Linked DNA regions of Homo sapiens: region 1 is linked to region 2. Evidence: chromatin contacts called from ENCODE Hi-C data. All regions are on one chromosome and are shown on one strand. Each heading gives the region's core, a stretch centred on a gene start or an enhancer-like site at or near the end of the contact. The rest is flanking DNA. Distances are from core to core; before and after follow the strand shown.

What was found. A loop is a pair of places that touch in the nucleus more often than their neighbours do. Pooled maps may share reads with other maps.
Region 1: a loop to region 2 is called in a map with no recorded cell type, with 3 times the contacts of the local background. The contact joins two enhancer-like sites. A Hi-C loop is called at or near these places in 2 of 37 single-sample maps with no recorded cell type and 3 of 50 pooled maps.

The regions. Positions count from the first base shown.
Region 1 is chr11:35,681,705-35,685,732 of GRCh38, forward strand. TRIM44 (tripartite motif containing 44) reads left to right here. Exons shown (of 5, transcript NM_017583.6): 2 at 3,555-3,632. Among named protein-coding and RNA genes, the nearest start is that of TRIM44, 21 kb to the left of the region's middle. Within about 2 kb of position 1,277, at least 4 of the 41 ENCODE cell types and tissues checked have a DNase peak (open chromatin) inside an H3K27ac peak, as active enhancers do.
Region 2 is chr11:34,648,269-34,652,528 of GRCh38, forward strand. EHF (ETS homologous factor) reads left to right here. Exons shown (of 9, transcript NM_012153.6): 4 at 751-813; 5 at 3,274-3,342; 6 at 3,469-3,537. Among named protein-coding and RNA genes, the nearest start is that of EHF, 29 kb to the left of the region's middle. RefSeq lists an enhancer at 2,376-2,625. Within about 2 kb of position 2,368, at least 10 of the 41 ENCODE cell types and tissues checked have a DNase peak (open chromatin) inside an H3K27ac peak, as active enhancers do.

The DNA of each region.
Region 1 (4,028 bases), core at 27-2,526, 1.0 Mb after region 2:
TCTCAATTAGAACTCAGGTTTCAGAGGCAGCTGTTCTGTTCCACTATCTTTTCTGTTCACTGGTTCCCTAACTATGGAACAAATGAGGATATAATCTCCTGTCTGGCTATCTTTTGACTAATGGCTGTCCTCAGCAAACAAATAATTAACCAAAACATGGTACTATTCTATGGTTTGGGGATACTCAGACTCAGATACCACCACCCTTAGACCCAAACAACCCCATGCCCCTGACCTATGTCCCATACTTTTTTTTTTTTTTTTTTTTTTTTGAAATGCAGTCTCGCTCTGTCACCCAGGCTGGAGTGCAGTGGAGTGATCTTGGCTCACTGTAGCCTCTGCCTCCCAGGTTCAGGCGATTCTCCTGCCTCAGCCTCCCGAGTAGCTGGGCTATGTCCCATGCTTTTGAAGACCCCTCCTGTAGCCATGCCTGTCCCGTTCCGTACCACTCTTCAAGTACCTAGCTACCCAAGAATTACCTGGTAAAATGTCCTGAGCTTGCTTCCAGGGCCTGCAGAGCCTCTCCTTGAGTCCGTCTGCCTGAAGATGGACCAGTTTCTGATACATGTATCCCTAGGTCCCACATGTGTATCATGGGTGACCAAGAGGGGTATTCTCAGCTTGGACCTGCTAGCTTGAACACCTGTGCACAAGGCCCCTTGGGGTGCAGGAAGGGACTGGAATGTGGGGAAAGTGGTGGGAGTGGATTGGGGCCAGAGTCCTCCATTTGGACTCTTGCCCCAGCTCTGCAGCTGTCAGGGTCAGGTCTGCCCCGAGGAGCCTCTGCCTTCTGACCAACTGCTTATTTTATAGATTTTTAAAAAAGCCTTTGGGAAAGGTTTTCTTCACCACTGATTTAGAGACTGAGTATAGCAGGCTCATCATAGAGCCCAGTTAATCTTGGTGAATAATTCACAGAGAGTGGGGTGGGGAGGTGGAACAGGTGAGTTTCCTGAAGGGAGGCTCTCTTAAGTTGCCTCTCCTCTGTCTCTTCCCTGGTTAGGCGATGCTGCTGATGCTTTGTGAAAAGGAGGAAGGATTCTGCTGACACACTGAATTTTTATGAAAGAAGGCTAAGGGTTCCCTTATTCATCCACACGAGGCACATCTGCTTGCAGACAGGCTGTCTGCTTCTTAGGGATTCCTTCGTTGTCGTTTTATTCTTTTCTGAAGGTTTTAAGACACAGTTTGGTGCATTCCTTTCTGTTCTCTAGAGCCAGGGGGAAAGTCATAATATATCAGAGCTCTTGCCGAAGAGCTTAAAATGGGCGCTGGCAGCTGGGATGTGGGGGAAGAGAGCTTTCCAGGGACAAGTGACCTGCTTGTTCAGCCAATGAGAAGCAGGTTAGAGGAATGATATCACCAGACAGGCTTTATTGTCTGATCATCTCGTAAAAGCATGATTGTTTCTGGCAACTTAACCCTTTTTTAGGCACTTCAGGTCTCACCTGCTTCCTGGTATATGACCTCTAAGTTCCTTTTGTCAACTGTCTGCTATGAGACCACAGAGATTAAAGACTAAAATTAGTGGAGGATATAGGGGAGTTGTAAACCATCATTTTAAAAAATAGAACTTATTAAAATTTAGAACCTTTGCTAACATGGAAATGTGATTTAAGCTGTGTTTGGAGAACACATCTAAAGTAGATATTGGTTGTAGTCATGTTGTGTCTGATTTTTACTGTGTAGACTTGAGAGGCAAGAGAGGTCAGAGGGGGGAAAATTGACCCTTTAGTATATTTTAATTTATATAGTGGAATCTTATTAGGTATTTCCTATTTTGGAGGAATTGAAATTAGTTCTGTAAATTTGGAAGATATGTTATCACAGATCCAGAGGCCAATTTTGAGTAAGAGATATTTGCAGTATCTGTTTATTCTTGTACTTCTTTGTTGTCCCTACCCCATAGAAATGACAGTGAGTTTACCTCTTTTTGCTTCCTTTCCCTCATTGGTGAAATGAATGTTCCTACCTATCTGATAGAGTTGTTGAGATAAGAAAATAAATGAATTCCTGTGATTTTAGATTGTCCTATATATAATATAATGTATTATTATTATGGCATTCATGTCTTAAGGTTATATGTTCATTCATTGATTTGTTCAGACTTTTTACAACATCTAGATGCTGGGCATAAGAGATACAGGGATACAAAAAAATACAGTTCTTACCCTTAAGGAACTGAAAATATCACGAGGGAGACAGATAGTAATAAAACTGTTTCATACTTCCTTTTTTATTTACCATGTGCCAGGCTCTGTTCTGAGTACCTTGACATACATTAACTAATTTAATCTTACTGCAGTCCTATGAAATAGATAGTTATTGGCTCTATTTTACAGATAAAGAAATTGAGACAGAGAGAGGGTAAGTAACTTGCCTAAGGTCACACAGCTAGTGTGTGACTAATGGCACTAGGGCTCTAGTCTGTGCTCTAAATCTGTACTGACCAATATAGTAGTCACTAGTCACATGTGGCTTTGGAGCACTTGTAATGTGGCTGGTTTAAATTGATTGGGCTGTAATTGTGAAATACTAGATTTCAAAGACCTAGCATAAAAAAAAATCTCATGTTGAAATTGCATGTTGTAATGATATTTTGAATATACTGAGTTAAGTAAAATACATCAAAATCAATTTTACTTTTTAATTGTGGCAGTTATAAAATTATATACATACGCTTGCATTTGGGACTCACATTAGTCTTTTATTGTACTGTGCTATTCTAAATCATTATACTGTAATAATAGTAATAGCATATGAAATTTTTGAGCACTCACTGTGTGCCACATACTGTGCTAATATCTTTTAAAACACTTTCAGTTAGGCCCCAAAATAGCCCAGTTTATTATCACTATTTTATAGAAGGGGGAGAAGGTTTTGAGACATTTAGTAATTTGCCTGAAATTAATCAACTAGTTAATGGCAAATCCAAAATTGGAACTGTATATGTCTGACTCAAAAACCTGTGAGTTTTATGGGTTTTTTTGGTGTTGAACTCCTGGCCTCAAGCAATGCTCCTGCCTCAGCCTCCTGAGTAGCTGAAATTACAGGTGCAAGCTACCACACCCAGTTAAAAAACCTGTGTTCTTAATCAGCACACTACAGTTCCATTCATAATTAAATTTCAGACTATTTTCTTTGTTTTAATTTTTATAAGTATATTTAATATTGCATACTTCTATATCTGATGCATAAAGGTTCAAAATAAAAATTACCAGTCTGTAAAATAGACATCTTGTATGGAACTGTCTTTTGTAGAGCTTCAGTGAACACCAGCACAGTTGAGCCTGAGATGAAGCAGTGAGTCAGCCTATACAAATTGTATTTAATTTTCATTCCATATAGTTGTGCCAGTCACTGGGCAATTTATGTCCTGACACTCTTTGTCCATAGAGAAGGGAAAGAGGGGCAATGCACCTCTCCTTTGTTGTTTAGCTCTCTTGGCTGTTAAGAAAAAATTGCTTTCTATTTCATTGTCTTCCAAAATGCTGTTTGTGTTTGAGAGAGCAACAAAATGCTGTCTAGTGACCCCTCACTTTTCTTTCTTCTAGAGCAAAGACTCAGGTGGACTGAAGGCCGCTATGATCGAATTGGTGGAAAGGTTGAAGTTCAAGAGCTCAGACCCTAAAGTAAGTATTGTTTGGAATTGATTGGGTGTTGGTACCCCAAGCATTTCATTCTCCTTGAGCTAAAATTGTGAGGTGTTGATGATCATCTCTCTGAATATTGCATTAAGATTTAATTAAGCCTGCCCATCAGAAACAGTGTCCTGATATGCCTAGAGATAAGTCATCTATTTTTCTCCTTCTCTATTTTATGACTTACAACACATAATCATTCATTGTTTTCCCTGAACTGCAGACAGGTGCATTTTTAATCCTCCTTTACCAGGGGTCTTTGAATCTTTGGTCCTCTGTGTCCATTAGATGCAGCCAAAGGCGTCTGAGAGAAATACAGATCATCTTTTTTTTTTTGAGACAGAGTCTCGCTCTGTTGCCCAGGCTGGAGTGCAGTGGCGCAATCTT
Region 2 (4,260 bases), core at 1,118-3,617:
AAAGGCATGGCTTCTGTTCTTGAGATGTTTAGAATCTGTCTGGGGAAGAAAACAGACTAGATTCATATGCATTTACAAATATATATATATATATATAAGCATACATATATATGCTTTTATATATGATAATGGGAGAGGAGTTGCAAGCAAACAAGGTCATGTGATGTGTACTGCTTGTACATGTGCTGAGGCATAAATAAGGAAAGAGTCACCACATTTTATCCAGACATATCTCACAGATTGGATGTAATCATGATGGCATTGATTAGATTTTAAATCAAAGAAGAATCAAGCTAGTTAAAAAGGTTTTTCCCTACATTTTCATTTTCATATCATATCTTAGTATGGGAAAGCACCTTAGAAGTCATCTAGTGACCTTATCTAGTTTAATCTTGTTACAGATGGGGAAACTGAGACCCAGAAAGGTAAAGTGCACACACCTTCCTCATAGCTAGTAGTTGAAAAACTGGGCTTCTGAAGTTCTATTTCCACCATACTGAATGCCTTTACTATACCACATCAAATAATTGCTTCTAAGGTAGTGCCTTAGATTCCCAATTTTCTGGGGTCAGAGACTGCAGGCTTGAGTTTGTAGAGGCTGACAGAGAAACCACCTCCCATAAACAAACATAGGTGACCAGGCAGTAGGATGGCAGAAGCTCTGCAAAGATGCCAGTTCTGTCCTTATTTAAGCATCCAGTTCTGGCTCCATCTGGGCCCTCTCTGACTATCCCAATCTGTCCTTCACAGGCCAGTGCAGTAGTGACCTGTTCCAGTCCACACACAATGTCATTGTCAAGACTGAACAAACTGGTGAGTAGTAGTGGACAAAGGGAGCCAACCTAGCCTGGCAAAGCTCCGGGGAGGACAGTTGGGAGAGGGCAAGAGAGAATGTGGGGGCAAGTTTTTGCAGGAAACACAGGGAGGCCTTTTCCCTGGCTGTCTCTGATGGGCCACCCCCACCATGAATCTCATTCTTGCCCTTGCGACCAGTGACTGCCACCTATTTCCAATTTATAGACTTATGGGGAGCCACACTTCTCTGCCTCCTACTCCTGGTTGTGGCATCATCCAGACCTCAGGCCAGCAGCCAAGGAAAAGCAGAATATATGGTGGGCCTCCCCACCTTAAAAAGTGTCAGGGGAGTGGCCAAGTTTGGAAAGAGAAGAGGAAGGGGCAATGTCTCCTCTTCTCTCCCTCCTCCCTTGATGGGTGTGTGTTTCACAAAAAGGGTGAATATACTAACTTGGTATTGTAGTTAACAAATTTTTAGGGGCCCTGGGGAGCTTCTGCAGAGATGTACAAAGGTACCTGCAACCCAGCTCCTGCCTTAGGTGTGTTTTTATATGAAGGACAAAATGCTGGGCTCTGAGCAGAGTCTACAGTCCCATAGCATCTACATTCATTTTCGTTTCCTTTCCCCTGTCCTAAATCTCTCTCCTGGAGACTGTCCTCCAAAGTCCATGAGCCATCATAAAACTGTGCAGCAACTATTGCTCCTAAGTCACTCCCCATGTTCATGCCTGGGAGCCTGGGAGCCACGTGGGCCAACCAAGCTTTCCATAGACCTCCCTGAGGATGTGTCCCAGTCACCAAGGACAGAATTTGACCTGCAGGTGATTTGTGAGTCACTTGGGGCCAAAATTGGCCCATGCAGTTATTTACCCTTTCATAAGTGGGCTGGCCTACCATTATTAAAGAAAAAAGCAATAGCTGCTAAGCATGCAAATTAGGCTTTGCTAGCCCTGCCTTTCTCTTCAGAGGCCAGGGGATGGGCCATCTGGATGTTCTGTGCTTTACAGGCCTGGCCTTGCCCTAGAGATGGATGCAGGACTTGGTCAGGAGGATGGCACCCCCTCCCCTGCTTGACCTGTCAGATAGCCCCACCGAAGGAGCCAGGGTAATACTGGAGAGGTCCCAAATAACTTGATAATTCCTTCTTGACCATCCAGACATTCTTGTGTTGCCAGTTCAGAAAAGCTGAGTGGAAGGGTGGAGAAGAAGGTCCACCCTAGGAGGAGGGGAGAAGAAGCTCATAGAGGGGCCAACACCCCCATACCTCTTTGGTTCAGTTTGTTTTCAGAGACAACAACAGGTGTACAAGGTGACCCAACAAGGAGAGAGGGTGTAACCCCAAGAGATTGGGCTTGGGGTGTCCAAACATGTAGCTATTAGCTAAAATACCGGCTAAATCCCTATGTCGTAAACACGAGGACTTAGCCAGTAAGTCAGGTTTTGTATCATTTGTGCTATAAAAACAAAATGAAACTCAGTCAGTGGCTTACACCCCGGCCCTAAAACTCAGAACCCAGCAAGGAGGGGAGCTGAGGGTAACCTAGGTCTGCGGTGAGGAGAAAGCAGGAAGTTTCTGGTGAGGACGAGGTGAGAGATCTTACAGCTTTTGGCTAGCCAAGAAACAAAATGCTTCTGTTGGAGACCAGCCCAGATCTGGGGGTTGCGTAGGAGTTGAGCTCCATTTGGGGTAGGTGGAGGGGAGTTCCCTTTGAATCTGAAATCTGAAGAGTCAGTCAAAGTGAGAGGTGTTTACCGCAGCACACAGAAGAAAGAGAAAGAGAGACAGAGTACAAGAGCACTTCTTTTCTGCGATGGGGCAGTGGGGCTTCACTCTTAAAAGGTGTTTGTTTGATTTAGTAACACAGTCCACCCCTTCTCCTTGGTTTTGTTTTGAGAATTTTATGTCATCCTTTAAGCTAATTGGAAAAATCCTAGAGGGAGGGGGCTGTCACCCAACTTGGATGACAAATCTCTGGATTTCAGCAAGGAAGAAACTGTGATAAGATTGACAAGACTCTTCCTGAAAGAAATATCATTAACCCCCCAAGGCCTCATTAATTATTTATTATACATTTAAATAAATTAATCCCTAACAAGGCCTTCCCCCCCACCACACTCTAGGGTAAAAATATTCTGGTGATTATGCAGTAGAATGCAGAACAAAGCCAAGCCAGGTTAGGAAAATTCCCAGGAACCACTTGGTCTAGGACAGGTTCCCATTCTTGCAACTTCTCTCACTTCCCTAAAAATGCAATAGGTACAGAACACATGGATGAGGCCATTTCCCCGAGGATGCTGAAAGGAAAATTAGACAACATTATTATAAAGTAACGCAGCTGAAGCAGAATCATATCCCTTGTCTCTGAGGACCACTCCTCACCCCCCATACTTTGTTGATGAACAATGAATTAGAAAACGCAGCCTCTTCTCCCTGGGGAAAAGAGATCGCTGACTATTCTCCTTCTCTATTTTTTGTAGAGCCTTCCATCATGAACACCTGGAAAGACGAGAACTATTTATATGACACCAACTATGGTAGCACAGTAGGTAACTAACTCCCTGACACTTAAGGCCCTTTACATTCTTATTCAGTTTGTCTAAGAGCCACAGTGTTCTATTGTGAGGTGGGGGGAGGGGGTGCTCTAAATGTCCTTTATCTTTTCATGGCCACAGATTTGTTGGACAGCAAAACTTTCTGCCGGGCTCAGATCTCCATGACAACCACCAGTCACCTTCCTGTTGGTAAGCTGTCATCACATCTGAGGCTGGGTATGCCTAATGCTTAGGGAGAATCAGTGGGAATTACCAACACTCTACATTTCTGCCTTTCTGGAGTCTTTCTAATTAAAGGGCTAGGAAAGGGATGGGGTTACCATTAGACGAGGTTTGCTTTTGAGGCAATATTTGTACATCGAAGATGACCCGTAGGGATCCTCTAGGCAAAATGTTGGTCTCCTACGAAACTAGTCACTCTGTTGTGACAATAAAAGTTGTTTAGGCTTTTCTTTATTTTCAATGAAAACTTACTCTTGCAATATAGCTGCTAAAATTATTCATATTTGGGTATACTTATGGGAAATAAGGCTATATTTAATTTTCAACAAACTACATTTGGCTTTAGAGAAAGAATACCTCATAGTAAAATTCAAAGGTCCGTGAACCTGTAGTGATAGTTTCTGGGTGAAGGGGTAGCCATTGGAAACTTCCAGAATCCCCACAGTTACACTATTTTGTCAGTTTTTAAGTCTAATTCCGATGACTCATCAGTGCTCTCTAATCAGTCAGAGCACCTGCATTTTATGAGTTACGTTCACTTTAGCTGCATTTGGTTAAGCTTGGATGCAACTGGGGCTATCCATGCTCCTTAACCAAGGTTACACTGGGTGAGAAGTTTGGGATGTTGGGAGTCTGGGAGAGGGGATTTCAGATTACCACCCCCACCTACAAATAGGTGCATTGGCGTGT